Regions from separate parts of the Homo sapiens genome. Here region 2 is linked to region 1. The links are chromatin loops, found by intact Hi-C in ENCODE. Cell type or tissue: adrenal gland. All regions are shown on one strand. Links, peaks and the distances in the headings refer to the core of each region. The heading gives the core; the rest is flanking DNA. Region 1 overlaps LOC101928421 (a long non-coding RNA gene). Region 2 has its middle 160 kb from the start of HERPUD2.

The links. Peaks named below come from ENCODE experiments on the same cell type or tissue, not always from the same donor. Only the 100,000 strongest peaks of a DNase experiment are listed, where the experiment ranks them.
Region 2: a loop joins it to region 1, with 3 times the contacts of the local background. A loop is called at or near these places in 27 of 110 quality-filtered maps.

What each region holds. Positions count from the first base shown.
Region 1 is chr7:35,613,497-35,629,410 of GRCh38, forward strand. It overlaps LOC101928421 (a long non-coding RNA gene), which reads right to left. Exons shown (of 5, transcript XR_007060285.1): 1 at 7,613-15,914; 2 at 1,982-2,106. Among named protein-coding and RNA genes, the nearest start is that of HERPUD2, 74 kb to the right of the region's middle. In adrenal gland, for the core only: CTCF peaks have their summits at 11,265 (motif pointing left) and 11,466; a DNase peak (open chromatin) is centred at 11,145; H3K4me3 peaks cover 409 bases; H3K27ac peaks cover 465 bases.
Region 2 is chr7:35,527,431-35,543,344 of GRCh38, forward strand. No RefSeq gene overlaps it. Among named protein-coding and RNA genes, the nearest start is that of HERPUD2, 160 kb to the right of the region's middle. RefSeq lists a silencer at 10,113-10,182. In adrenal gland, for the core only: CTCF peaks have their summits at 10,179 (motif pointing left) and 10,379; a DNase peak (open chromatin) is centred at 10,131; H3K4me3 peaks cover 510 bases.

The sequences.
Region 1 (15,914 bases), core at 7,521-15,520:
GGTGGTTAGCTGTGATATTAAAATAAGGGAATCACTGGGAGAATTTCTGTGCTGCTGGAAATTAGAGCTGCCATTGTATAAAAGCTGCATACATTTTGACTTGATATCACCATCAGTTAAGCAGTGGTTATAATATTTTGTCCTGGAAATGTATAAAGTTAAGAGACTACTTGTTTTTCCAGGAGACAGCTTTCCGAAAAATGTTAAAGCAGATTTTCATAAATAAATTATTAGGCACACCTCTATTTTTTTCTATAGCAATGATCACTTTTTACCATAATAGATGTACTTATTTACTTATTTTTTGCACTTACTATTTATTGACTCTTTTATATAAATTTACATAATTTACTTATTTGGTGCATTTATTGATTATTGACTCTTTCCCTCTACTACAGTGTGTAGTTCTTTGAGGCAGATGGAGACCGGTGCATGTGGTGGGTGTTGCTGCTGCTGTGGTTGTTGGCCCAGGACACAGCTAAAAACTCAACCCAGGTCTTCCTGGCTCCACATCTGGAGGTCTATTTTCTCCCCAACTCTAGCCGTGTAGGTGCAGGGCGCCAACCCTAATTCTTTATTACCCTAAAGGTGTTACAGGACTATTTAATTCACAAACAGGGAAGAGATTCTCCCTTTACCAAGCCTCTTCTATTGCAGTTCTCAGTTGCTGTGATGTTCTCCATGCAGACATGGCCTGATCTACTATTTCAACCTTAACATTTCTCAACCACTAAGAAATTTTAGTTTAGTTTTGAATCCCAAGCACCCGGGACACTGGAATAGTGATCATGGAGGAAAGGCAAGTTCTAACCTTTCTAATGAAGGAACAAGAAAACAAAAGCCCAAACCTTTATTGTAAATCATGACAGGGTGCCCAAATCGAACACAAAATGTAATTTTACATTTTATGTAAAATTGGATGCTATTTTTGAATACCACTGGGTGCTTGGAATTCAAACATAAACCAAACCCCTGCATTAATTGCCCATAGAAATTGATCCTGTAATCAATATCCCTCTGAAAATTTACACTAGATCTCTAGCTTTATGTTTTGAATCAATCTCACATTGAACTCACAACGTGACACCAGTTTCTGGTGTTTGTCTTTAAGATAAGCAGGCATAGGGCCTATACTACACCAGGTCTCCAGAGTTTTTATTAAAAGTGTCTTATCTTACATGTACTGTAAGTGAACAGGTGCTCACATCCCATAGGGCACTGGGAAAAGGATCCTTGAGTGCAAAATGTCACAGGTTGCACAAATCCCATTGTCATTTCAAGGAGACTCCTCACTACATTCCTAACCAAAAAGCCAAATTGAATTATTATAGAATTCTGGAATGAACCTCCTAATCCTTTCACAAATCTCTGTCCATCTGCTTCCATCTGACCACACTGGTATATGATCCACCCATGTGAAGACTCTTACTCAGACAAATCATTGGAGATTTTTAGTCAGAGTATAATTTATGTACCAAGTCAAAATATCTATCTGGAAAATATTAGAAAAAGTCAATATAACGAAAAGCTTTCCCTTGTCTCTTTCTTGAAATTCTTCTCTAGCTTAACCTAATTTCCTAAGTCACTTAGAGGCCTTTAAACAAAATGAAATCTTAATGATGTCTCTGCCATGAATAATTAATTGTTGGTGTACAATCTTCTCAACAAAATCCATTCTCATTAGATTAGAGGTTTCCGCAAGATACATGAGTTCATTATGGACATTTTTACATCCTTCTTGTATCTTTCTTTCTTTGTCCATTTTATCTGTGCTGTGATCTGAGATTCCATCACCCTGACAGCCTTCCAAAGAGAAGCAGTGGTCAGGCAATTAAAGACCTTTGAGAAGTGGTAACGTCTTCCTGCTTCAAAACATGGCAGCGTAACTGGAGAGGAAACAATGAACAGTGAAGGCTTGAACTGACCATGGTGGTTTGGTCTTTCAGTGGGAAAGAGGAGGATCTGGGGAAGACAGACTTACCTGTCCTCTTAGAAACTTCTACATCCATCAGTCTTCTGTCTCATGAGAAAGCCTTGAAGACCAGAAAGTCCTGGGAAGAAAGGAACATTGCACCAACCGAACCTCTTGTGTTTTCTTTTCAGATGCTGAAATGCAAGGTCATAGACACAATGGAGAAACTTTAGAGGCCATTTCCTGCTCATTGGACAAATAGCTGGCCACTGCCATGAGTTACAGGTCTAGCCACTGTGCTTCTATGAACTTTGTCCCCATCCCCTTCCCAATCCCTCCTTTTCATTCTTCCCTCCTCCATCCTCACATACAAATGTGTTCAATTGTTCCAACTGTATTGCTGAACCAAGTCAGATTTATTAAATCTATGTTTGAATTTAAAAGCCTAATCTGGAAGAAGAAAAGAATCTCATATACAACTTCAAACACGTTTGAATTTTTCCTCCTAGACATAAAGTATATACACTGGATTATGCCTAAATTACTGTATTTTAAAGTAATGATTCAAAGAACAGTTAGGCATAGGACAGGCTTTGCAGATGTCAGGCACAGAGTTCTTTGTTTCATACATTTTTTACATAGCTATAATCACCCAAGAGACACAATCCTGTATCCTGTTCTTGCTCATCTGTCATGTACATTTTTGAGGTTATAACATTGTTTCTACAAACATCAATTAGAAATATTGCATGGCACTCCATCGAGTCGATACACTCTATTTCAATAAACCATGGTCTTTTCCTTCCATTTTTTAACTACTGTTAATAATGGTGCAATAAGCGTCCTTATGTAAAAAGCTTTTCTGATATTTAGGATTATTTCCTTAGATTCAGCTCTTCTAAGTGGAACTGCTGGATAAAGGAGAATACTTAGGTTTTTGAGATATGCTGTGAAATAGCTTTTCCAAAACACTGTTCGACTTTATGTTCCCACATATACTGTCAGCTGGACCAAAGTGAAAAAGATCAATGAACTTGCAGTTTCAGGTGGTCACAATGTACATAAGAGACTGACTTTAAATATTTATTATGAAATGTACAGTACATACAGAAAAGTATATAAAAATTATATGGTTTAAAGAATAATAATGGCCGGGCACAGTGGTTCACACCTGTAATCCCAGCACTTTGGGAGGCCCAGGGTGGGCAGATCACCTGAGGTCAGGTGTTCAAGACCAGCCTGGCCAACTTGGAGAAACCCCGTGTCTACTAAAAATGCAAAAATAAGCCGGGCGTGTTGACACATGCCTGTAATCTCAGCTACTCAGGAGGCTGAGACAGGATAATCACTTGAACCCAGAAGGCAGAGGTTGCAGTGAGCCAAGATTGTGCCACTGCACTCCAGCCTGGGTGATAGAGCAAGACTTTGTCTCAAAATAATAATAATAATAATAAAATTAACACCCATGTACCCACTATCCAGTTTAAGAAATAGAATATTATGACCACATTAGCAGCCCCTCTTGTGCCTGCATTAGTGTATCACAGCAGCTACAGACAGATCTCAAAATGTCATTGATGTAAAACACACACACACATACATTGATGTCCCTCTCACATCACGGTCCATGCAGGCTCAGGAGCTGTCCTTGCCACCTCCAACAGTAATTTAAGACCCTGGCTCTGGCCCCATTGAAACACAAGCTCTGGAACAAATTTAGGACTGTTAAGAGTCTTAACAGTAATTTAAGACTCATCATTTCACCACCTTGGAATTTTTGCTTTTAGTTAAGTAGAATAAATAAGAGAGGACACAGAGAACTTACATCTGCTTTTAACTGCCTTTCTCAAGGAGTGACACATCTCTGCCTTCTTTGGTAAGAGCTGCCACACGGCCTCGACTTAACTCTAAAGGGGGTTGGAAATGTGGCCTCCTTTATGTCTGAACAATACTGTCCATCACACATTGCCTCTGCCACAGTGTCCTTATCCCCGACAGATAACCCCTTCCTGCCTTCTGTGTTAGTCACTCCCTTGCTTTTCTTTAAATAGTGTTGTAAAAATTGCCTAGGAAGCACAAGTCTGTGTAAGAGAAGGAAAATATCAACGCTATTCTACAAGGGTTCCCAACAGAAGAGAAGGTGGAAAAATGGGCATCACAGGCTGGCTTCCGCTTCCCTGAGAATCTATGAGAGCCCTTTCTAGGGATGTCTGCAGGCAAGGTTATGGCTAAGTCATGGAAACCATAAATTAACACATCTGGAGCATCAGACAGAACTATAATTTGAACCACCTACTAGACACCTGTCAGAAAGAGCTTCGGAGGGAGGAGGCTGCTCGGCATTTTCTTCTAAATTCACAGCGCTCCTCTGTCAGCCCTCAGGAGGAGTTCAGAGCTAACCCAAGCATCAAGGGGAGAGCAGTAGCTTTAATAGCACTGAGCCAAGAGAAGAAACAGGACCAGCCTCCCCCAGGCATTCTTCCTCGGGTCTCACAGACAGTACTAAGACAGCAGGGATCTTGCGATGATGGCCCTCAACTCACAGAGGCTGCCTTCCAGCTCCACTGTTGGCCACCAGCCTGGGAGCTCCCTTCATCATCAGCCTATGGGTTTCCTTCACCTCTCTCCTGCTTTGAATCTCCAGATTCCAGTGCCCCCAGCTCTTTATTCCTTGGTTTACTCTTTATCATTTGTTATTCTTTGAACATAGGGAGCTTTCATTATTTTAAAGTTGTAACTCATAACTCCAATGTCTGGAGTCCTGACGGCCTTTTCTATTGTCATTCTTTCTGCCAGAAACATACCGTCCAGCAGCTTCTTAAGAAATGGTGCGTGACAGGTACGTTTTTTGAGAAAATACATAGGCATTTTTGAGTTTGCAACATGTTTTTTACAACCATCATAGAATGGCAGCATGACATTCCATTGAGTGTACTATGGTTTGGCTGTGTCCCCACCCAAATCTCATCTTGGATTATAATCCCCATAATCCCCATGTGTTGTGGGAGGGACCCAGTGGGAAGTAATTGAATCATGGGGTGGTTTCCCCATGCTGTTCTCATGATAGTGAGTTCTCACGAGATCTGATGGTTTTATAAGTGTCTGGCATTTCCCCTGCTGGCTCTCATTGTCTCTCCTGCTGCCCTGTGAAGAGGTGCCTTCCACCATGATTGTAAGTTTCCTGAGGCCTCCCCAGGCATGCAGAACTGTGAGTCAATTAAATCTCTTTTCTTTATAAATTACCCAGTCTCGGGTATTTCCTTGTAGCAATCTGAAAATGGACTAATACAGAGTGGATACATCCTATTTTACCATACCATGCCCTTTTTAAAGATACTTTATATTGTTTTTCATTTTTCACTACTATTAGTAAAGCTGCAATGAGCATCTTTCCACATATGGATGCCCTCCATGAACAAGGTAACCTGGTGGGCACTATGGAGAAAAAGTAAGGACACAGTTTAGTGGGCACAAAACAAGAAAATGACAGCAAAGGGAAGCAAGTATATATCTACACACACACACACACGCACACACACACACACACACACACGCATGCCTAACAGAGAAGCATGTGATTATGTTTTCCTAAGAGTCTGGGGTACAAAATGCCCTCCGGCAAAAACTAAAGTTCTCTGAGGTCTTTGTGTGTGACTTAATTACACATGCTAATTTTCCGTTTTAATCCATAATTATCATGATGGTTTTGACATTGAATAATAATCTTTTAAATTACTTACCAGTTACCTCATCTGTGGCACCAATTTTAGTTGCTACTTCTCTGAAACCTCCACATCCGTGCCCTATACAATCCATCTCTCAGGTTCCAGTCCAGCATCCAAACCTGGACCCCTCCTCCTGGAAGTCTGTCTTCCGCTGTTCCTCCCTTTTGCCTCCAACTCATCGTATTTAGAACTGAAACAGCATCCCCGATCCACCTCAGATCTGCCTCTAACCCTTATTCCAGCCTAGGATATGAAGATTCTATTTCCATTATAAATCTACCAGATATCAGCCAATTTAATTAGGTGGAAGACTTTTATTCTGTGGAGGTTTCTCACAAAAAAACAAGCGAAGGTGGCTAAAGTATTACCAAGGGACTGTTGCCCTCTGCCCTTTGACAGGAGTAAGCGAGGACTCTTCGTCATTCTAGAGGGGTTCAGAGTACCCAGAGGGCCCAGAAGCCCCAGCAGTGACTGGCATGGGAAAGAAAAATGGCGGGAAGTACAGGATGACAGGAAAAAAGAGAGAGTCAAACACTTCTCTCTGAACACAACTTTGTAAAAGGACTGGGCTACAAGGAACCCAGTCTTTTATTCAAATTACTTCTCATTACTTAACTGAAACTCAGTTTCCTCAGTTGTAAAACAGTAATAACAGCTGTCCACCTTGAAGACATGTTATTGTTTAATTCTTACATTTAATAAATATTTCTAGAATATTATCTGTAGAGTTGGTGCTAAGGATATCACAATAACAGGACATAGTTCCTGCCTTCAGGGTCCCTGTGGTCTGCTTGTAAGAGAGACCCAAGGAAAGAGGCAATCACACTATAGTAGAATAAGTGTTTCCCAGGTATGCACAAAATGAGATCATGACTTTATAGTGCTTAGCAAATGTTAGAGTGTTGTACAAATATTGGCTTTATTAGTACTGGGCACTCCTGATCCTATTCAGGGATCTCTAACTACTCTTGCTCTGTTCCTCCCCACCAAGCCACGAAGCAGAAGGCCAGCCTTGGTACCCACAGCCTCTTCTAAAGACAACTGATGCTAAAGCCTCTGCTGAAGGGGCAGGACCAAATGAGCCTGGCAACTGATCCCACCTCACTCTCAGGCAGCAGGTGATGGAACTGCGTTGACACTAAGCCCAGGCAACCCGTCAATATGCTGACTTTTGACACATGATATTGTCTAGCAAGAAACTTTGTGTTGAGACAGTCAGGTTCCTTCTTTTGAGAATTTTAACTTGGAAACACAGATAGGAATCCAGCAGTCAACAACAGGGCTGAAACTGGAAAAATGCATAGAACCAAGACATGAGGCAGAAATGGGAGGATGAAGGATCATAACAGGCAGCGGTTACTAAGAAGCTATAAGTAGAGAAAAGTATACCAAGCAGAGGGAAAGACTGAAAACATCTGCAGTGAGAGGATTGTGGAAAAGATGCACAAAGAAAACTGATGCTGGCCGGGCGCGGTGGCTCACGCCTGTAATCCCAGCACTTTGGGAGGCTGAGGCAGGTGGATTACCTGAGATCAGGAGTTCGAGACCAGCCTGGCCAACATGGTGAAACCCCGTCTCTATTATAAATACAAAAATTCCCTGGGCATCGTGGTGTACACCTGTAATCCCAGCTACTCAGGAGCCCATGGCAGGAGACTCACTTCAACCCAGGAGGCGGAGGTTGCAGTGAGCTGGGATTATGCCACTGCACTCCAGCCTGGGCAACAGAGAAAGACACCATCTCAAAAAAAAACCAAAAAAAAAAAAAAAAAAAAGGAAAAAAAAAGAAAACTGACGCTATTATAGACACCTTAGGCCATGAGGGCAGCGACAGCGGGTATGGCTGGTCCTGCAGGTGACTTTCCACTTCCCCTGCTCCTTCCTCTTTTATTTATATTTTCCTACCAAAAAAAAAATGAAACCTTACAAAGCCAAACTGAAAAGATGCCTTTGAGCACACAAAAATCATACTCACTCTAAAGTCTATTGACTGATTGAATTCTCAGATACATTTCTTCTTTCACTGTTTTTAAAATTACCGTCTTCTATATGCAAAATCTAGAAGGAAAAATACAATTAATTTTCATGACATCACATACTATTTTACTATTTGTTTGCAGGCCATCAACAAACTTCCCTTATGAGAAAATCCTAACTGTAATCAAGAAAGCAAATATCTCCCAAAAGCTCATTGGAGAAATGGCTGATTCTAGCACTGGAGCAGAAAATATACAAGATGAGCCTGGAACATCTTATTATGCCAGGAAATAAGCAAGTGCTCAAAAGAAAAGTCTCAATGATGGGGATATATCAAAGGAACACAACATCACTAATTAGCATGGAAATGCAGATCAAAACCACAATGAGATATCATCTCACTCCAGTTAAAATGGCTATGATCAAAAAGACAGAAAATAACATGCTTGAGGCCATGAAGAAAGGGCAAGCTTGTACACATAGGTGAAAATATAAATTAGTATAACCACTATGGAAAACAGTGTGGAGGTTCCTCAGAAAGCTAAAAATAGAGCCACCATATGATCCAGGAATCCTGCTACTGGGTATCTATCCAAAAGAAAGGAAACCAGTATACCAGAGATATCTGCACTCCCATATTTACTGCAGCACTATTCACAATAGCAAAAATGTAGAATCAACCTAAGTATCCATCAACAGATGAATGGATTAAAAAATGTGGCATATAGACACAATAAAGTACTATTCAGCCATGAAAAGGAATGAAATCTTGTCACTTGCAGCAACATGAATGAAACAGGAAGACATTATGTTAAATGAAATAAATCAGGCACAGAAACACAAATATCACATGTTCTCACTCTCATGGGAGAGCTAAAAAGTGGATCTCAAGAAGATAGTAGATTGGTGGTTACCAGAGGCCAGGAAAGGGTGAGGGGGAGGCAGGAAGAGAAGTTGGTTAATGGGTACAAAAATACAGTTAGATAAAAGAAATAAGTTCTCGTGTTTGATAGCACAGTACAATGACTATAGTTAACAAGAACTTACTGTGTATTTCAAAATAGCAAGAAAGGAAGATTTGGAATGTTCCCAACACACAGAAATGATAAATTTGAGGTGATGGATATCCCAATTACCCTGATTTGAGTACACATTATATGCTCGGATCAAAATGACACATGTACCACATTAATATGTACAATTATTATACAGCAATTAAATAGGAACATAGGAGCCACCTGAAAGAGCTCCCAATGGCCAAAGCTGAAACAATTTTAGCAATAAAATAAAGTCATATTGGATTAAAACCCAATGTATAAAATAAATATCCATGAGTCTATACTAACACAAATAAATGGATTGAATAAATAAATAATTGGGAGGCAAGAGATAAATCCCTCCATAGAGAAGAATTCCAAATAATTTACGTAGATACTCCATCCTCAAAGCAGTGAGGCATAACTCCCTGCTCCTTCTTGGCTGCACACAGTGACTTCCTTCCAAAGAGCTCAGTGTGGAAGGCAGGTGGGAATTACTTTACAGTGGGGAAACCTGACAAATACTACCAGGTGGCCAGGTGGTGAAGGTCAATATCATGTGTTTCTTTTTTGAGATGGAGTCTCGCTGTGTCACCCAGGCTGGAGTGCAGTGGCACAGTCTTGGCCTACTGCAGCCTCTGCCTCCTGGGTTCAAGCAATTCCCCTGCCTCAGCCTCCTGAGCAGCCTGCCACCACACCCAGCTAATTTTTATGGACTGCCACCATGCCCAGAGATACTATGTATTCTTGATATGATATGACGAAAATGGCACATTACCCCTGTTGTCTTCCTCCTAAAAACACATAGCCCCAGTTTAATCATGAGAAAAATATCAGACAAATCCCAAATCAAGAGACATCCTATAAAAATACTCCACCCATACTCCTCAAAAATATCAAGGACATCAAAAACAAAGAAATCTGAGAAATTGTCACACCCTAGAGTAGCATAAATAGACATGACATCTAAATTTAATGTGATATCTTGGAATCCTGGAGGGGATTCTGGAACAGAAAAGAGACATTAGATAGACTAAGGAAATCCAAATAAAGTATGGACTTCAGTTAATCATGATGTATCAATAATGGTCCATTAATTGCAACAAATATCCCCTACTAAGGTAAGCTGATAATATAGGGGGAACTGGCTGCAGAGAATATGGTAACTCTGTATCATCTTTGCAATTTTTCTGAAACTCTAAAACTGTTCTAAAATTAAAAGTTCATTTTTGAAAGTTAAAGAAGTTAAAGAAAAATATCAAAAGCAGCATTAAGCAATTGGGGCCATCTTTATCTATATGTTTTTGTTTTAGACAGTAATGATTAGATCCCTGTAATAAAAGACAAGGTCTGGAAAAAAAAAAAGTCTCCCAAGAGAATTGCTAAGTAGGGCGTTGGAATAAGGTGTTATCTTACTAAGCAAATACTATGGCCATAGAGGTGGATTGTCTGCTGATTTATTCTAAAGTAGAGGCTGCCAAAAATTTAAATAGCTCTTGCCCAAAATGTAATGGTCTAATTCAACTACCAGGAGCCACCTCTGGACACAGAAAGCGAGACAGCAGAGCTCAATGCTTAACTCCTACAGGAACTTCATTCCTCTGTCTGGTGCCAACAGTACCTTTGAGCCACCTGTAAAAGTGGCCAGGCTTATTCTCTATATTTTTCTATATGTTTGAAATATTCCATAATAATGTTAAGAACATTTTTGTAATTTTTATTAGCTTTCAATTTTGAAATAATTTCCAACTTGATGAGAAAAGTTGCAAAAATAGCACAAAGAATTCCCACATACCCTTTACCCAGCTTCCCCAAATGTTAACACTCTGCATAGTTATAGTACAGTGATCAAAACCAAGAAATTAACATCGAAGCAATACTATTAGCTCACCGACAGATTGCATCAAAAAGTTACCAATCGTCCCACTGAGCTCCTTTTTCTGGTTCAGGACCCACGGTGCATTCACAGCTGCCATGTCTCCCGCCTCCTCCAGTCTGGGGCAGTTCCTCGGCCTTTGTCTTTCATGACCTTGACATTTTTGAAGAGTCAGTGTAAAATCATTTAAACTCATTGAGTTTATGACAATCTCCCTAAAACTGTTCTGAACTGAAGGCAGCTCTTCAGCGAGTTGCCAGGCCGTCAGGGAGCAACCTTGATACAGTTTCTCAAGCTGGACAACTCTGCAGCCTCTGCAGCCCCCAGAGGGGCAGGAAGCGCATGGGAAAGTGGCACAAGGGCGGGACTGCACCTCACTGGGATTCCGGACAACCAGTATCCTGAGCACCTAACAAGGCGCCAAGCTCCCACGTGCCTAGGTACCTCCTCTACTCGTAGGAGCTCTGAGGAGGTGGGTGGGTGTGTGCTCCAATCCACTCGCTAGGGCTCGGTGGGACCAGGAGTTCACGGTTGTGTGAGCAAAACCCAGACGCCAGTACTGCACATCCTGGAGCCACCTGGTGGCTACAGTCTCCAGCTTTCTCAGGGCCCGAGAGTATCCTGTCTTCCATGTTTTTTTCACGCTCTGGTAAGGTAGCATCCTTCCCTCCAGGGTCTCCAAGCCCTGAAGTAACCTTCCTCCAAGGGCCACCGCGGAAGAGATGTGCAGTGTTACAGCACCATCTAGTGCTAAAAATAGTACAGTGCAGCCATAGCATCCCTGCTGCTCCAGTCACAGCTCCTGGGGGTGTAATTAATAATTTAGCAACCTGTCAAGATTTAACAAGTTGACTCTAATTTCACGGTGTGACAAGCCAGTCTGGTTTACCAAGGAAGAGGCATTGGAGTCAGATGAATCCCTTGTCTGCCCTTACCAATGTGTCTTGCTCTGTCTCTGACAGTCCAAACCTTATTTTCCTCATAGTTAAAATGGGACTAATACTGTATTCAACATTGTTATAATGTACCTGGATAAGTCCTGGGATGATAGAAAGTCCCAATAAGCATGTATTGCTTCTCATCCTCCTCCTTACCCTCTTGTATACAGAGGATTTCCATGACAACCTGGAGCCGTTAAAATGGAAGGGACTCTCCTCCATGAGGTGTGATGTTCATCCAAAGAGCCGGACAAACTATAAAACCCTGAGGCCACTCCATGGTTAGGAGCCGGGACTCGGAATCTGAATTGGCTTATTTTGAATACCAGCTCTGATGGTTGCTGGTTTTTCCATCTGTAAAATGGCGATGGTAGTGATGATGCCTGTCTCCTAAGGCTGTTGTGAGGATTAAATAAATTAATACCTACAAAGCACTTAGAAGGCAATAATGTCGTAAGTGTGAGCTATCATTAATAACATTTCTTAGCAATCTGGACCCAAAAAAGGCAGGAGGTGGGGGAAGGCTCAGAGCCACCATTTATTTGATTTATAAAAGAAAATGTTCCACTTCTTGTCCTTTTGAATAGTACTCTACCTCTCATGTTTTCCCCTAAACACACACACACATACGCACACAATCTTCAAATATTTAGAGTCTGGCTCCTCTTCGACCAACTCCAAGTCTCAGTTAGCTTCCTGGGCCATCTCCAAGGTGAGGCAGGGCCACAGGCAGCCCATCTGAGCCTCACAGACAGCCCAAATACCTCAGCCATCGGTATAGTACTGGTAAAGCAAGCCCTTTATCATTATGAAATATCCTTCATACTCTGGTAATACCTGAAAGTTCACTTCGTGTACTAAATACACCAGCTTCCTTTTGGTTAATACTTGCATGATAGTCCTTTTTCCATCCTTTTACTTTCCATCTTTCTGTATCCTTGTTTAAGGTATGTTGTTTTTAAGTCTCAGAGAATTATATTTGTTCTTTATCCAGGGTGATAATAATATTGCCTTTGAATTGGAATATTTAGTCCACATATGCTTGATGTAGAGATTGATGCATGTGGGTGTTTGTTTTCTATTTGTTCCCATCTGTTCTATGCGCCTTTTTTTCTTTTTGCCTTCCTTTGGATTATTTTATTTCATATTCTCCTTCTGTTATCTTGTTAGTTTTACATACTCTTATTCTTTTACAAAATACCGTAGAAACTGAAACATGTACCCCTGATTTATTAATTTCTAATATAAATCAGTGCCTCCACCATTTTCACTTTCAAGACAATTCAAGGACTTCAGAATACTTTAATTCCATTTACCCAGGGGTCCACAGTCCCCAGGCTGTGAACCAGTACTGGTCAGTGGCCTGTCAGGAACTGGGCTGCACAGCAAGAGATGGGTGGCAAGCCAGCAAGCATTACCGCCTGAGCTCCACCTCCTGTCAGACCAACAGCAGCATTAGATTCTCATAGGAGCGCTAACCCTATTGTGAACTGTGCATGTGAGGGATCTAGGTTGTGCACTCCTTATGAGAATCTAATGCCTGATGATTTAAGGTGGGACAGTGTCATCCCAACACCATGCTCCCAATCCCTCCACCCCTCCACCCACTGTCTGGGAAAAAATTATCTTCCACAAAACTGGTCTCTGGTGCCAGAAATGTTGGGGACCCCTACATTTACCTCCCTCCACACTTAACGTGCTTCTCTTGGTGATGTATTTTAGTTCTTTATATATTTAAGACCCCAGAAAGTAAAAAGTTGTTTCACACATTCAATATTTATTTAGTTTTATACACATACTTACCCTTTCCATTGCCTTTCAATGCCTTTCTGCACCTCCAGCTGTGGTCAGTGATCATTTTCCTTCTGCTCCAACAACACCCTTTAGTACTTTCCTTTCATACTTTTGGTACTTTTCATTGGTGGCAAATTCTATTTTCCTTTGTCTGGACGTGTCTTTGGAAGGATATTTTTGCCTCATAGTCTTCTAGGTTGACTATTATTTTCTTGAAGCTCTTTGAAAACACCATTCCATTTTCCACTATCATTACTTCTGCTGAAAATTCCCTCTCAAGGCTTGCTGTTGCTCCTTTGAAAGTAATATATATTTTTCCTCTGGCTACTTTTAAAATTAGTCTTTGTTTTCCAGTAGTTTTACTATGAAGTAATTAAGTATAACTTTCATTGTAACTTATCCTGCTTAGAGGTCAACAGCATTTCTTATTTATGTGGCTTAATGTCTTTCATTAATTTGGGAACAACCTTAACCATTAACTCTTCGAATAGTTGTCTTCCTATTTACCCCCAGCACCAGTCTGGATATTTTCTTATCTTTCATTTCATTACCTATCTCTTAAGTTGTGTCTATCAGAGCCATCTACTGATTTCTTAAATTGTTATATTATTTTTCAATTCTAGAATTTTAAACATAGTGTCCAGTTCTCTCCTGAAGTTGTTCCATTTGGTCATTTAATTCATGAACATTTTAATCATAGTTATTGTAAGACACCGGTCAGATAATGTTAACTACGTGAATTTCCTGGAGGTCTGTTTCTATTGTTCACTTTCTCATTGTTGGTCGAATCTTGTGTTTTTGCATTCCTATTTCTTAAGCAGACTTTGAAAACAATTAATAGAGAAAATTTGAGAAATTAGACCATGTCCTCCTTCAGAGGGGCTTTGTTTTTGCTTCTGGCTATCCACTAGATCTGAGGCTGGGCTTCAGTCCTTGTGAGGACAGGCCCATAACCAATTCACCTTTAATCAAAGAGTAGCTCTTTGGGGTCCCACGAGAAAGTCTGGGGTGTTTTCCAGGGCTGCTTCTACTTGGACCCCAACTCTAATTTTTGGTCTGCATTAGTCTTCTACAAATTCTGTTCAGTTTCTCAGCCCCTGCCCTTGAATTAGCAAGTCCCTTGAGGGGGAAACGAACAGTATCAAATGTAGGTCTCTCGAATATTAGCCCTTGCTTTCTCAACAGCCCTCTGATCCCTGAATAGGTATGTATATTCTGGCTTTTGTCCTTTCCTCAGCAGAAGAGTTGGTGCAAAACAAGCTAATCTCCCTTTGCTCAAGGCTGAACTCTCCACATTCCTTATTTGCATAATTAATTAATCTTGGAGTCCATGGTCTAGAGTAGAATAGACTTGGGTTCAAGTCTCCATTGTGTTACTTACTAGCTGTGTGTTTTCAGGTGAGCTATTTAACTTCTTAAAGTCTTAGTGTCCCATCTGGAGAATGGAAGCAACAATGGTACCTACCTTGAGTTATTTTAAGGATTTTTTAAGATGCAGGCATAGCATTTAGCACAGAGCCAGGAATACAGCAAATATTTAAACATAAATAACATCAAGCATTAAAGCATTCCAAGTAACAGTTGTTATCATTATGTAATGGAAAGGATGGCACAACAGCAGCCTGTCTCCCATGCACCCCCTGTGAAAGAGTAACTACCTGGGGGAAGATCCTATACAGGTCTAAGTTTTTCCCCCTTGCTCATCCTATGGCTTTGGAACACTTGGATGAAACAGCTTACTGCACCACATCAAATGGTTTGTGCAGGTGTTGGTATGCTCTTTTTGGAAAGCAGATCAATTGGAGGAAGGGTCAGAATTTAGCAGTAGGATCAAAAAAGTAAGCTTTGGCAACAAGACCCATGAAACTGGTCCCCTACACTATGGCCTCCAGGGTTTATCCCCAAAGTGTAATGGGAGGACAGGTGCAACCACTGGGGTTTGCTCTGGAAAGAGGAGACAGGTCTTTTGCTGTCCTGCCCGTATCAGGGTTGAGACTTCATTGTGCTTGGGAAAGGTTTTCCACTTACTAAGAATTCTGGACAGTAAAGGGGCCCTAGAGGCTTTGACACAGGAACCCTGAGTAATTATTCTCTGCTCTCTTGTAAGAAAAACATTTCTTTCGAATATTCCATAATTTTTAATAAAAGGCTTGCATTGTTCACAACACATTCAAGAAGTATTATCATTGATTTTGCTTTTTGAAATGTTTAAATATTGAAACATCCAAAATACTAATGTGGATAAAATACAACAAACTTGCTTTGTACCCACCATGTGTTTGGTTTCTATCACTTTCCCAAGCTGCAGTTCCAATGTGCAATGCTAGCAATACCACCGGCAGAGGTGAGCCAGCTGGCCAAATTGGGCCTCCCAGGAATGATCTGGTAGATGAGAACACCACAAGCCAGAGCCTGGCAGTTTTGCACATCCAGCAACACCATTCCAGATACTGCAGGCCTCAGGGTCTGACGTACACTGGACTTCGAAAAAGCTGATGTATCACGTCATATTGTAGTCTTTTAACGGTGAGGCAAGGCCGGACGCAGTGGCTCACGCCTGTAATCCCAGCACTTTGGGAGGCCGAGGCAGGTGGATCAGGAGGTCAGGAGTTCAGGACCAGCCTGGCCAAAATGGTGAAACCCCATCTCTATTAA
Region 2 (15,914 bases), core at 5,222-13,221, 88 kb before region 1:
TGAAACTTATGAATTGTTTATTTGGGGAATTTTCCATTTCGTATTGTCAGACTGAGATTTGTGGGTAACTGAAACCATGGAAAGCAAAACCTGACAGCAGTGAGAGAGGCTTCAATTCAAGTCAAATTAACAAGCATGCACTTGATGCCTTGGGCTGTGCAAAGTCCTGGAAAAACTGAGACCCACAAAAACACGGTTCCTGGGTACTGCCCAGTGTGGACTGCAGGCAGGGCAAATGAAGGATTACCTGTTGTGCTGGCCAGGTTACGTTCTTAGTGCTTGCTTGATAAGACCTGCATGTTGTAGGACATCCTACCATATTCTAACATAAAATATGATGAAGGCACTTAAAAAAAAAACTCCTCAAAATCCTGCCACCAGGGGCAACCACTCTTAGCCTCTTTCTTGCTTACCCCTTCCAGACCTCCCTGCTCAGCCTACATTCATTCATCATTGACCCTGTGCCTGGCACTCTGCTAAGGCTTTTTAATCTCACTGTATCCTCACCACAAAGCTGGGTGGCAAGTACTATTAGAAAAAGTGGTATTGATATGGGCATTGACAGGAGTGTCAACCCAGTTTTCCAGGCAAGGAGACAGAGAGGTTTAAGAAAGGTCATTAACTTGCCCAGTTGCCCAGCTGGGAAGTGGCAGGACACACTACCAGGACTTTCTGACTGCAAAGCCCAGCTCTTAGCCTCCACAGAGGGTGAGTCCTATTCCCAGTTCCAGCTGGGCCTCCAGGTGACCTGGAGGAGCTTGGGTAGAGAGAAGCAGATGGTTAGGGCAGGAACTGAGGCTGGGCAGAGAAAACATTGACGCTTTGTTAAGAAGTTTATGCTTCACCTGGAAGGCAATGAAGCACCTTCTAAGATTCTTAAGCATCAAAGTAACAAGGCCTGTTTTGTGTTCCAGAAAGATCCTGCTGGCAGCCATGGGAGTGGTTATGGGGCAGTGCCCTGCAACAGGGTGGGTGCTTGAGATAGTCCAGGTAGAGAAGCTTAGGGAGGGAGACCCAAGAAACCTGTCCTAAGTGGTATCACTGGGCTCCACAGCAGAATGGATGGATGTGAGAGACAAGGGAGAAAAAGAAATCAATAAGAGCCCTAGACCAGGGTCCTAAGTTCAGTGACCCACGGGATTCTGTTAAGGATGACCTTTTACCTGTACTAAGTGCTGTGCTAGGCCCGAGGGTGCAAAGATGAATTAAGCCTGAGTTCTTAACTGATTCACCTGACGTACTCCTGGGTGGGCTCATGACCAGACCACCTCGCACCGGGTTCCACTTGATGGAGAAGTGCAGGATGGTGAGGTCGCATGTGTACCTTCCAGGCTGACACAAACATGCCGTTTGAGGTGAAGGTCTGAAGTCGAAGGGTTAGACAACAGTTGGTTTCTAATCATTCACAAAAATATCTAGATGCTGTAACAAATTGTGGGGGAGGAAGAAAGAAACCATTTATTTCCATTTCTTTAATGCCATCAACATCAACTTTGAGTTTCCCTGTCCCAGATCTTGGTGTCATACAGGGCCACATTCAATCATATTTTTTAAAGGGTTATTATTTTAAACTCATCCAGACTTGAGCTCTTTGTGTTATTAGAAAAAACAATCTCAGACATACCTTTGGCAGAATTGAATAGTAGTATTAATGCAATTAAATCTAACTGAATAAGATTTCATAGACCCTGATATTTTATACATAGTGACTTAGCCCCTCTGGAGTGGAGACTTCTGTAATGGGAGCAGCTTTCAGCTTTTGGAAATCTTCCGGTAGCATCAATCTACGTAGAGGGAATCTTGAGTCACACACTCAGGTGAATGAGAATACTGCTTTCTCTGTTTCCCATCACTCCCCTTGACTTCTGACTCAGGGACATTGAAGCTCAGTCTTTCTGGGTGTTCAGCCTGCACCTCCCAAGTGTGAGACACAGGAGTCTCACTGGTACAGGTCACCCATGTGGTTTTTGACCACTGTCCGCAGGGCCTTGTCCATGCGGCATTTGGGTGTGGAATTTCCTCTGAGGTTGCCTTTGGCCATGTCTGCCTAGACTCAGGGTCACAAACTAAAAACCCACACCTCCGATGTGGCCTGCAGAGGCATTTGTTCTCTTTTGGCCTACATGATTTTTTTTAATTATTATTAAGAGATTTCACATTTTTTAAAAACCCAGATGTCTAGCATCTTGTAAGACCTGTAGGATGTGCCAACCCTGGACCCACATATTCTTAGGGCACCAGTCAGTGGGGGCCGAGCATCAGGTATCCCCATCAGAAAAGGCTGTGTTCCCCAGGCCGTCTTGTTCCTAGGATGCCCATGGACATCAACAGCCATGGTCACCCCTGCATCATTGCCCTGCACTTTTGTTTTTCTCATAGGAGAGAAATAGTTTCTGTACCTGTCGTAGATTGGGTTCCCCTGAAGCCAACCTCGAGCGAGATTACATGCAGGAAGTTAAGTAGGAAGTGCTCACTGGGTCAACTCTTGAGAAAGGAGAAACGAAGGTGCAGAACTGAGCAGAGAGAGAAGCTGTGCTACTATGCAGTCTCAACCATAGCCTCAGCCCACCCACAGAGAGCTGGGAAGCTACGTGGCCCTTTAGTTGTGGGGAAAGGATCCTGGGATTCATACTCTTGTACCCACCTGTCATTGGATACAGCTGTCCCTGGAAAGGAGTGTGACCTTGAACCAGGAAGATTTCTTCAGCTGACGGCAGTATCCAGCAGCACCCCCAGCACCCCCAGCACCCGAGGAGTCCATCCTTCAGTGGGAAGGGAGATCTGGATGGTGTATAACAGCATCACCTGTAGCACCCATGTGGGAAGAACCAGCAGGCAAGCAGGGGTGCTGCGGGCCCCTCTGCCCACTGATGCGAGGGTCCTGTAGGCATTTGGGTCAAGTAGCGTGGAAGGCAGACATTCTTCCTGGGGCTTCCACAAGAGCCCAGGGGAGCCGCCCCGGAGGCCTGCCCCCAGACCGCCACCACCAATGCCGCAAGAAGCTTCCCACAAGACTCCTCGCCATCATCTTTCAGCCCCTCTGCCGTTCCCTAAGGACAGGGACTTTTAGAATACAAGTCTAAAAGAATTGCTGATCACTTCCCTCCCTGCCACGAATCTCCCTGAAACAATGGACACAGAGACAGCTACTTGTTGGACTAGGAGGAAGGGAAATGAGAACATGCAGGGAGATAAGGAAAACATAACTGAATGTTGTTGGCTCTCTGCTTCCCCAAACCCTGGCCAGGATTCACAGACCAAGCAGCATGCAAGGCCTCACTCGACCCTACCAGCAGGACCATTCCCAGCCCCACTCCTCACTCCCTAGCTGAGTCCTGCAGCAGGGACTCTTTTCACTTTATTCTGAGAACCCTGACTCCACAGGGGCCTGAAAAGCAGCAGCACTCTGGCCAAGACTCAAAGACATGAGGGGACGCCTTGCTCACATCAACGAACAGGTTCGGTTCCCTTTTTCCTCCACCTGCTTCCTCCTCCTTACTCCTCCCCAGCCTCTGCCCTCTCCACATCACACCCTACCCTGCTCTGCTATTTTCTTTACTAGGTCCTACTAGCATTGCATTATAATTAGGGGGTAAACCAGAGGCTTCACCTGCCAGGAGATGGGGGATCAAGAAGGCCAAGTCAAGGCCATTATGTGAAGTGAAATAAGCCAGGCACAGAAAGACAAATGTTCTTCACATATTCTCACTTATTTGTGGAAGCAAAAAATTAACACAATTGTACTCATGAATATAGACAGTAGAAGGATGGTGACCAGAGGCTGGGAAGGGTAGTGGGGAGTGGGGAGAAGGAAGTGGGGATGGTTAATGGGCACAAAAAAGTAGTTAGAAAGAATAAGACATGGTATTTGCTAACACAATGGAATGATGATACTCAAAAATAATTTAATTGTACATTTTAAATAACTAAAAGGGTATAATTGGATTGTTTGTAACAGAAAAGATAAATGCTTGAGGGAATGGACACCCCGTTTTCCCTTATGTGATTATTATGCATTACCTACCTGTATCAAAATATCTCATGTACCCCATAAATGTATACACAGACTATGTACCCACACAAATTTTAAATTTAAAAGAAGGAAAATCAAGTCATCCTTCTTAGGGTTTCTGGCCAGTGTCCCCCCTCACTGCATTGTACTGCAGCTCCCTCTACCACTGTAGCCTTGTAGCCACAGTAGCCTGTGGGCCGATCTCGCCTGCCCATTCTTAGTGCACTTCTTGCCTGCACAGATCTAGTTGGCAGATTTGTAATTGTCTTTATCCACCCTTAGTGTATTTATATGGGGTATGGAGGGAAATACACACCTATAATTTATAGAAACTATGTATATAATAAAACAAAACAGAGCAGCCTGATACCTATGTTAGGAAATATATCCCCAGTTATCCAGCCACACCTAGACTATTATGTAGAGAAGAGGGTGAGTGGTCGACCTGGGTGCTCTACGTGGTGAAAGGGGGGTGCCCTTCCATAAACCGCATCTCAGAGGCTTTTGTCTCTGTCAGAATCTCTTTTCAATGGCCACAATTATTATGACATTTTTGTAAACGAGTTTGTGTGAAATGAGCAAAAGCTCCATCCAGGAAATGCCAAGTGTGGATGGTGGGTTTAAGGAAGAACAAGATGAGCACTTAGCTGCTGCCGGGGGTTGTGGGAGGCAATCCAGCAAGTTCCAAGGTGCCTGAGATTCAGGTAAGTGAGGAGGGAGCACATCGGACACTTATGGAAGGTGGGAAGGTGGTAGGACCACATTTGCCCTTTTCCAAACCTGGAGAGAAAAAAGATGTTCCCCCTGCCTTCAGCAGCTCTGACTCTGGAACAAGTAGCACAGACGACGAGCACTGATTGCATGCAGACTGGGAAGACGTGAGAGGAAAGTAGAGGACGTCATTGCAGCCCCAGGGAGAGGGGAACAAATAGGATCTGGCAGGCGGGAGTGGGGATTTGCAGGATGATTTCTGGAGAAGATGACAAGTGCTATGGGCTCTAGAGGATGAAAAAGACTTCAAGCAGAGGACATCTCTTCATGGCTGGGGTCAGAGGGACAGCCATTGTGCCAAGGACAATTCTCGGAATAACCACAGCCCATTCATCTCCCCCGTGCGGGGTGGAAGGAGGAATGGAAAGGAGGTGGATTGTGGAGAAGAGTCCTTCACAGGATTCTTCATCCTCCATCCTTCCCTAATATGACCCCAGTAAAATATAACATGAGACCAGTAGTGGTAAAGGGAGCTGTTTTCTTCATCTGCAAACCCAAAGTCGAAGCACAATGCCTCCACTTGCCTTTGATGTTCTGATAAAGATTGAATCTGCCAGGAAGGGCGATACCTGCCAGCTTCCCTTAGAAAATGAAGGCACAGACAGCTCATTAGGAAGACAAAATTATCTTGATTTAGTCAATTTCCGTTTCTCTCCAGTTCACCAAATTTGTATTAACTGTTATTGGGGAAACTAATTAACTTTTCTGCTCCTGGAATCAATTACTCATGCCCCTGGAATCAGGGGGATAGAGAGTCATTTCAAGAAATATATTTTGATTACCTACTATGTGCCAGGCATTGGTAGAGACCTGGAGATTCAAAGATGGAAAGCACACTCATCAGACTACCGGAGCTGCAAAGAAGAGAACGGCATAGGCCACCTTCTGCAATGGAAGTGAGTTGCATAGATCATAAAAGTATGCATTTAGCAGGAGTTGCCCTGATACACACATAGTCACCCAGATCCCAGAATTCCTGAACCAGGACCTGTGATAGGCATTGCAGAGAAGCACTGCCTGCAGCTGCCTTCAATGGGCCTCCTCCAGAACTCTGCCCACTACAAAGGCTGGGCTGGGGCTAAAGGAATTGCTTGGGGATATTCACTGTAAAAATCCTTTCAGCTCCACCATGCGTTTGAAATTTTTCACTAAAAAAAAAAAAAAAACGTGAGAGAGAAAGAAGAAAGATCTGTTTTTTAAACCAGTGCTTCTTAGACTTTAATATGCCTATGAATCATCTGGTGATCTTTTAAAACACTGATTCTGAATGGGGGAAAGGGCGCAGAATAGCCAGCTCCCAGGTTATTCCCAGTCCAGCAGCAGCACACTGCCAGGAGCAAGGCCAAACACAGCATGGTGACTGCGGTTAATAACAATGCATTGTATACTTAAAAATTGCTGAGAGAGTAGATTGTAAGTATTCTCACCACTAAAAAAGGAGTATGTGAGGCAATGCCTATGTTAATTAGCTTTATTAAGCCATTTCACAATGTATACATATTTTATTTTTTAGGTTACAGTCTAGCTTCAGGAGGTACACATGCAGGTTTGTTACAAAGGTATATTGTGTGATGCTGAGATTTGGAGTATAATTGATCCCATCACCCAGGTAGTGAGCATAGTATCAATGGGTTGTTTTCCAACCCTTGCCTGCCCCCCATCTCCCCTGTTTTGTACTCCAGTGTTTGTTGTTCTCATCTTTATGTCCTTGTGATATGGTTTGGCTCTGTGTCCCCACCCAAATCTCATCTCAAATTGTAATCCCACGTGTCAGGAGAGGGGCCTGATGGGAGGTGACTGAATAGTGGTGGCAGACTTCCCCTTGCTGATCTCATGATAGTGAATGAGATTTCACAAGATCTGGTTTTTTGAAAGTGTGAGGCACTTCCCCCTTTGTTCTGTCTTTCTCCTGCCACCACGTGAAGATGCGCTTGCTTTACTTTCATCCTCTGCCATGACTCTTACAGTCACTGAGGCCTCCCAGTCATGCTCCCTGTTAAGCCTGTGGAACTGTGAGTCAATTAAACTTCTTTACTGGCCGGGTGCAGTGGCTCACGCCTGTAATCTCAGCACTTTGGGAGGACGAGGCAGGCAGATCACCTGAGGTCAGGAATTCAAGACTGGCCTGGCCAACATGGTGAAACCCCGTCTCTACTAAAAATACAAAAAAAAAATTAGCTAAGCATGGTGATGGGCACCTGTAATCTCAGCTACTCGGGAAGCTGAGGCAGGAAAATCTCTTGAACCCAGGAGGCGGAGGTTGCAGTGAGCCGAGATCTTGCATTGCACTCCAGCGTAGGCAAGAAGAGTGAAACTCCGTCCCAGAAAAAAAAAAAAAAAAAAAAAACTTTTCTTCATAAATTACCCAGTCTCAGGTAATTCTTTGTAGCAGTGTGAGAACAGACTAATACACCATGTGTGCCCAATGTTTAGCTTATGAGTGAGAACATGCGGTATTTGGTTTTCTGTTTCTGCATTAGTTCACTTAGGATAATAGCCTCTAGCTGCATCCATGTTGCTGCAAAGGACATGATTTTGTTCTTGTTTGTAGCTGTATAGCATCCTATAGTGGACAATGTATACATATTTTGAAATATCAAGTGGTATACCATAAATATACACAATTTTTATTTTTAATGAAAAATAACTACTTTCTAAAAGGCCTAAAGTGCTACACTACAAAAAGGTGTGAGTGTGCTCCAACAGATCAGATCCATTGAGTATAATAGATACACTAGGTGAGGCAACTCTGAGTGGTGAGAAAGGGTGAAGAGCCCTTCCCAGGGGATGTGGAAAGCAAGGGGACCTGTGGCATTAAATACATGGTATTTGCAAGCAGAGATGGGGCTCCAAGGTGGGTCTCACCATTGGCTATTCATTAAAACCCTCCAGGGTAGGTTAAAAATTATGGCCCCACTCCAGTGATCATGATTTAACAGATCTCAGGTGCCCGGGCATAGAAAGTTTTGTTTTGCTTGTTTTTTGTTTGTTTGTTTTGAGATGGAGTTTCACTCTTGTCACCCAGGCTGGAGTGCAGTGGCACCATCTCGGCTCACTGCAAGCTCCGCCTCCCAGGTTCAAGCGATTCTCCTGCCTCAGCCTCCTGAGTAGCTGGGATTACAGGCGCACGCCACCACGACTGGCTAATTTTTTTGTGTGTTTAGTAGAGATGGGGTTTTGCAATGTTGGGCAGGCTGGTCTCGAACTCCTGACCTCAGGTGATCCACCTCCCTCGGCCTCCCAAAGTGCTGGGAATACAGGTGTCAGCCACCATGGCCAGTCAAAAATTTTTAGAAAACCTTTCTGGATAATTCTAATGCACACCCAGAGTTGACAACAGGTGTCCTGCACTGATTCTCACCTGTGTGTTCCGAGCTGGCAAGCTGAGATGCAGGTGTCCTTCGTGATGGGCTGTCTCCTTACTCTGCCTGCAAGGACTGAAGCTCAGCAGGGGTGAGAGTGATTTTCTTTACCCCACAGGGAGATTGGGCTGTGCGGCGCCACCCCCAGTCATGCCATCACGCAGCATGGGGCAGCCTTTCCTTTCATCATGCATTCTTGCAGCTGGCAAGGAATTTGGGACCCATAAGGCAGCAGTCAGCCCAAACCAAGGCCCGCAAGGGCCCTGTGACCTCCCTGCAGTCACTTTGCCAGGAAACAAACACACCAGGAGTGAGGTGAAGGCCCAGTACCTCCCAGACCAAGGCTCCCTCTAGGAAACCTGTGAGAACATACTTTTGACCATCAGGTGCAGATGTCCCCAGGCCCTCTCCAGGGGAAGAAAGGATTCTGTGGCCTCCATCCGTCTCACTAGAGCAGCGCTGAAGGGAGAAGGGGAAGGGAGCCGGGAGCTGCTTGATTAGCTCCTATACACCATGCACCTGGTCGGAAGCCATCCCAAGTACCATCTCTTCTAATCCTCACAGCATATGGGGACACCATGGTCTTGAGTGGTGGGTCTGGTTGTACCCATCTCCCCTGCTGGGCCCCCAGGGGGCCTCTCCAATGTAAGGGTAAAGAGTCCAGGCAAGAAGCTGGGTTTCCATTTCTGTTTGGAGACACCACTGGGTGGGCCAAGTTCTGAGGCCCACCAAGGACTGACAGCACCAGCCAGGGGCTCCCCTCCAACCTCCACCCCAAGACACACAGGAGCTTGATTCTATTTCACCAACCAAGGGCTCCTCCTACCCAAATCCACGTTCTAGTTACAGATAGCAGAGTCCACTAGAGGGTCATGAATCACTCCTATTATTTGCAGTTCTGAAACCAATCAGTCTAAAAGGTCAGCCATCCCTCGCATTGAGCACACTCTCATAGTTAGGCCACAGCAACCTGGGGACTCTGGCCCTGGCCCTTTGACCTGCCGCAGTGACTGCCTGTGTGCCAGTGGGAGATGGGACACAGAACAACCTTCTAGACAACAGGGCGCTGCTCCCAGTGGCTGCACGGCCCAAACCCATGACTGAAATCAGAAGAGAAGCCAAGTCCAGGACAAGAAATCCTCCCTATTGCCAAGCCAAACACGACGTCGTGGCAGCTAAGGCCTCGGCAGCACCTTCCCAAACTGTGGAGAAGGAAGCAGAGCCGCTCTCTCCCGTGAGATGTCAGACTCTCCCAGGCCACCAAAGGAAAGTCTAGTGGGTGGCACCTTCCCTGCACACCCCGGAGTAAGGGTGGGAACTGCTCATATCCTGGCATGAGTGAATGAGTGAGTGAATGAATGATACTCATTGATCTCTGCTCTGAACTAGGCACTGGGAAGGGGCCTTTTACAGGCTGCCTCAGTAAATCCTCACCGCAAAGTAGATGTAGTCTGGCCCCAAACAAGGCCCAAGGAGGCTGGCTAACCTGCCCATGTCACTCCGATAAGGGGCACATGACAGCCGGGGACCTGCAGGATATGTTAAGGGCCCTAGGCCAAGTGAACCCCCAGAAGGCCAAGGTCATTTCCTCCCAGCCACCGCCTTCTGAACTGGAGGACTGAGACACACCTGGAAAACAAAGCCCACAGACACACCCAAACCCCGAAGGAGAAAGAAGTGCGGACTGGGGACCTGCTTTCAGGACCGCCCAGGCTGACTCTGGGCCCGCGGCAGGGCGGGGCGGGGGGCGGGGGGGCGGAGTTGGGGGATAGGACTCGAGCACCCCCCGGGGCAGAGCATTGCCGGGTGAGCCGCATCCCTGCCTGGAACATATGAGAGGTGCGGGGTGTAGGGGAAGTGGGAGCACGCGGGGGGTCTGGGGAGGGGACAGACCGAAGGCAGAGACCACCGCGACAGACACCTATCGAACTTCACGCTAAGGACTGCTCGTTTTACTGATCCGGACTCAGCCCTTAGCGCTGGGCGGTACCACGCGCCGCCAGTGCGGATCATCTGGGCACTGGCGCCACCTAGTGCTGGCAGCGCGGCAATGGCCCTTTTACCGACTCGCGCGTCTATAGTGCGGCCTCACACAACCTCTGCGGAGTCCATGAGCCCTGGAGAGCACAAGTGGTTTGTTTAAGGATAGGGCAGAAATGGGCCAGGAGCTCAGCCTCCTAATCACCAGTCCTGGGGCCCCTACGGAGCACCTTGGTTCTCAACTGTGTGTGGGCTGCAACACAAGGGACAGGACCTTCCCAGACCAGAGCCACAGTTGCAGGCAGATGGTCTGCTCCCTCCCTCGGCCACCAGCTGTGCCCTCCTTTCATCTTATGAAAAATGTATCCCTAGGTTACAATTGAAAAGAAAATAAAACTTCCAGCAGTATCAGAAATCACAAGCCCTAACTGCAGTTGACACAACTAAATAAGGTTTCAGCAGTAAGATTGCTCCCTGAGGCCTCCGCAAGTCTAAAAATCTGCAAATCATGCACATCCCTGAACTTCTCATTTCACCCTCTTTACCCCTTATTCTGGAACGATGAAGGGGAAACACATGTGCATGGGTGCAATTATCATACAGCAATCTTTGCCTATGTGCTAATTTATAAGACAAGTGAATTGTCCACAAACCGTTGGTCCTTTAGCAATTACTAATGACCAATTGCCAATGGGCCAACACGTTGCCGAGCTGTTGTTCCGGAAGGTGGAAGCTCCCTGCTCTATGCCATGCGGCCCTCTCCTACAATGAGAACCATCAGGCAACCATCCACCCAAGCCTAGGCTCTCAGAACTTGCCTTAGAAGTCACTGCTTGACAGCCATCCTTTCCATAGGAAGGTGAACTGCGATTCCAACCAGTCAGCACATACTCCCTCCGTGGGAACAGACAGCTTGAATCCAGGCAGAGGAACAAGCTTTTGCTGTGCTGTGGTTCTCTGTTGAGGCTAGAGAGACTGGAATGCTCTTTCCCTAGATTTGCCCTCAATCTTCAAGGCCAGCGCCTCCAAGACATCTTCCCTGGCTCGCCCCTGCACAGCATGGTGGCCCCCCCAACCTCTCCTTCCTCCCACAGCACCCTGTAGTAAAATTCAAACAAAGCTTTCTGCTGAAACCTTCGCATGGCTTTCATTGCTCTGACAGAAACCAAAGCCACCCCCGCGGCCCTTCCTGGTCTGGTCTTGCCTCCCAGCCCCTCCCTCACTCCACGGCCTCTTTTCTTCTGCTCTCCAGCCCACCCACCTCCGCTCGGACCCTCGGTTTCACCTCCAAAGAGTCTAGTACACTCTGAGCCCTCAGCCTGAAATGCTCTTCCCTCCTCTGTCCGCCTGGTCACATCTCCTTGGGGAAGCCCTCCCCGACCTCCTTAAAGGGCCAGATCACCCTGTTGGAGGTTCTTTGGGCACCTTCATGGCACATGTTCATGTTCTTACTTGGCCAACATAAGCCCTGCCAGGGTTGAACATTCCAGGTTGGGTTTTGTTCATCTTCTACCCCACAGTTGCTGTGGCATTCCACAAGAATAATAGCCATGTTTATGGGGTACCTGCTCTGAGTTGAACCTTGTGGAAGTGCTTTAACCATGTCCTCTCCCTCATCTCAGAGCAACTGTAAAAGGGAGATCACCCACATTTCACAAAGGAAGACAAAGGGGATGAGTCACAGCTCACAGCTGTGAAGAAGCGGGGCTGGGATTTGAACCCAGGGGTTTCTGATGGCAAAGCCTGTACTCCTAGCTACTACTCTATATACCCTGCCTGTCCATTATAGCACCTGCCTCACCAGTACACTGTACTTACAACACCTCCCTCCAGGGAGCTCCCACCAGACAGAGCCCCTCACACCCTCTGTCCCATCCCCTACACTCTGCACATCACTCAGTGGCTGACACGGTAGAGATTCAGTATATGTCTGTTTGTTGAAACCAGGCCCGATAATATGAAAGCAAGGTTCTTTCTACACAGATGAATAGACTGAATGGCCAAAAACATCATTTGCCAAAGGTATTCTGGGAACAGCACTGTCTTGGGATGTTAATAAATGTGCGTCAAACGTGGGCTTCTATCAGCAGATAAAGGTGAGGAGGTAATCACAGTGAACAGACATCCACAGAGGCCCTGATGGTGGGGATTCTCGTCTTTCAAAGCTAATGTGTATTCAGAGCCCTGTGAGGGGGTTGGGGCAGGTGCCTTTTCCTCAAACAACCGTGATGCCAGAACCTTCTTTTCAGGGGGTCCAGTACCAGACTAGAGTCCCACAGAAACTCTAACCCACGGCACCACTTTTCCCCTCACTTTGTGAAGTGTGGGTGGCTCTGACATCTTCAGGATGGCACTGGTCCTGTGCGTGGCGATGGTAAATCTAATAAATAATTGAATATTCAATAACACTCAACTACAGGGGCTCTATCAAGTTCCAGCTTTTAAGTCTGGTTTATTCAGCCAGAAACAGCATGGCAGCTGCTTCTGCTGCCACCCTTCGTGGCATGGCTTTCCACTTTCTTGGTCTGTGGATCCACATTAGTGACGCAGAAATCCCCATGGGCCTCTTTTCCCAATGATTATGGCCGTAAACGCCTCACTGGAAAGTAAGAACAGGGAGGCTGCTTAAATGAACCACAAGGGAGGAGATACCAAGATGATATCTAGCTTTTTGGTTTTTTTGTTTTTTGTTTCTTTGTTTTTTATCCAAGACGGAGTCTTGCTCTGTCGCCCAGGCTTCCCTCTGAGGGAAGAATCCAAGACAGGACAACATCCATTCTTTCACTCAATATACATTTAGTGAACAAATGACAATTTTTATATTGTTAGTGTTTGCATCCTAGCTTTCTCTCTTTCAGCAGACATTTTTAAGTATTCTGTGTGCAAGATCTGGTGTGTTCATTGTTTTTCATGTCCTTGGTTTTAAGAGTTTAAGAGAATTCAATACAATTTGGGGAATATAAAGAACATCAGCTGGCACAGTGACTCACGCCTGTAATCCCAGCACTTTGGGAGGCCACAGCAGGAGAATCACTTGAGCCCAGGAGTTCAAGAGTAGCCTGGGCAACATAGTGAAACCCCAGGTCTACAAAAAAAAAATACAAAAATTAGCCAGGCATGGCGGCGCATGTCTGTAGTCCCCTCTACTACTTGGGGGGCTGAGGCGGGAGAATCGCTTGAGCCCAGAAGGTGGAGGCTGCAGTGAGCCAAAGTTGCACCACTGCACTCCAGCCTGGGCTACAGAGCAAGACCCCGTCAAAAAAAGAAAAAGAAAAAAGAACGTCAATGATATATCGGGGAATGAAAAGCCAACCAATCAATTGTATTCTCAAAGAGAGTTTGTGAATAAATTGTTTGGACCTCAGGACGTATTTCCTGGAGGAAATCTCAGACCGATCATGATTATAGTAAAATATAATGATAATAACAGATAGTAGAAATAATAATTCAGTGTTTACTATTTGCCTTGAAGTTCATTTTCTCATTCAATCCCTGAAATACTGTTATGAGTTAGCTCCGATGGTCATCTCCATTTTCCAGAGGAAGAAACTGAGGCTTGGAGAGATCAGGTAACTAATTTGAGGTCACATAACTGGTAAGTGGTAGGACACGACTCCAAGTCTGGCCTGTCTATCCAGAACCACATCAGCAAAAGCCTATGCAATGCCAGAGCTGTGCTGACATGTGGCAGGAAGTCACACAGTTATATTATAATTACAACATCTATTACAGGGATGTAACAGCATTTAATAAGCAAGCATTTTTTGTATCTCGAACATTAAAATTTTAGGGGGAGGAGTTTTATTTTGAGAATTTGATTTTCTACTAAAGAAATATTTCTTAACACAGAGTTTACACTTTCTGATTCCTGATTCCTACCATCCTATGCAGTGTTCATCTCAATAGATCATGGGGTATCACAGGAACCTTGAAAACAAGCCAAATACAAGTGAATTGGCCAAAGGAGCACAGGTTAGCTCTGCTCGCCACCCTCACAGCCAGGGCCCTGCAAGCAAAATGGGAGGAATGAATATAATGTCTGTCTGCAGGGCCTGAATTAACCAGGGAGCAAAATTAATCACTTAATAAATTCAAATTAATTGATAATCTGATTGATCAATTCAAATTAATCAGAGAAAGAAGAACATCCCAACAGAAAAACAAGAAAGTAAGATGAAAAAGCAATCCACAAAAGAATAAACATAAATAGGCCACGCGTGGTGGCTCATGCCTGTAATACCAGCACTTTGGGAGGCCAATTCAGGCGGATCATGAGGTCAGGAGATCAAGACCATCCTGGCTAACATGGTGAAATGCCGTCTCTACTATAAATACAAAAAAATTAGCCGGGTGTGGTGGTGGGCACCTGTGGTCCCAGCTACTTGGGAGGCTGAGGCAGAAGAATGGCATGAACCTGGGAAGCAGAGCTTGCAGTGAGCCGAGATCATGCCACTGCCCTCCAGCCTGGGCGACAGAGCGAGACTCCGTCTCAAAAAAAAAAAAAAAAAAAAAAAAAAGAATAAACATAAATGGCCCTAAACATATGCAGAATGCTAAAGTTGCCTGAGAATCACCAAGACACCAATTAAAATGAGATTCACTGGACCATTACACTGACAATGTTTAAGTTTGTTTATGTTTTTGTAAGATGGCAGTATTTGTGCAGATTCCTGGGTAAAGAACCTCCCTTTTTCCACTGGTGGTACAACTTTCCCATAGAACAACTTGGAAATATGCATTAAACACCTTTGCAAAGTGCATACCCACTCATTAAGGAAGTTTACTTCAAAGAACTTACTCTAAGGAAATAAACAAGGATATTTCCTAAAATTAGCTATAAGCAATATGTCACATATGATTTCATTTTTATAGAAAAAAAAATATACACACATCCTTAAGACAAAGTCTAGAAGAATATAAACCAAAAAATTAATGCTGGTTATCACTAGATTATAGGATTAGAACTGATTTTATATTTTATATTTTTTTCAATGAATATGTACTAATATTGCAATTTTTAAAAGATATATACTATAAAGGTATATATGATTCAAGCCAATCATATATATATATATATACATGCTTCAAGCCAAAGAACCCACGTTTTTGTGGGCAAAAACTGCATTCCGAGCTCTGAAGAGTGATATTGTTGAGTGAAAAAGCAAAGTACAGAACCGAAGTAGTTATCAACAACCACTTGTAAAAGGGGAGGAAAATACTCTCTGTATTGGCTTGGAGATGCATTTCAAAAACAACCTTGGAAGGGTATACCAGAAACAAACAATAGTAGTAACTTGTTTAAGAGAGCAAGAACTAAGCAGACTTTCAGAGAAAGAAAGAAGAAATTTCAGTGTTGTACTTAGAATTTTTGAACTTTGAACTGTGTGAATACATTACCTTCTCAAAAAAAGTAAAACATATATATTTTTTAAGTAACTTTTTTTCCTTGGGCCTTTTTCAGGACATATATGAGCTATATTCTACAATAAGCATTCTACTCTTGGAGTCTGCACCATTGGCTTAGGAGACCCTGTTTAAAAGCAAGACAGCCAGTGAGATTTCCTCATTTCTAACACTTATTTACCACACCCCACCCCAGAGCTATTTTTCAGAACATCTCTGAATGTGGCAATTGAAAGAAAGGGAGGAAGAGATAGAGAAAAGGAGGGGGAAGAGTTAGAACCGATGCCTCCTGCCTCCAACCCAGGAGACATCAATCTGCTCCCCAACAAACTCTATCCCTGCCCCACCTCACTCTCACCCCTATCAGAGACAACCTTGCCTCCAAG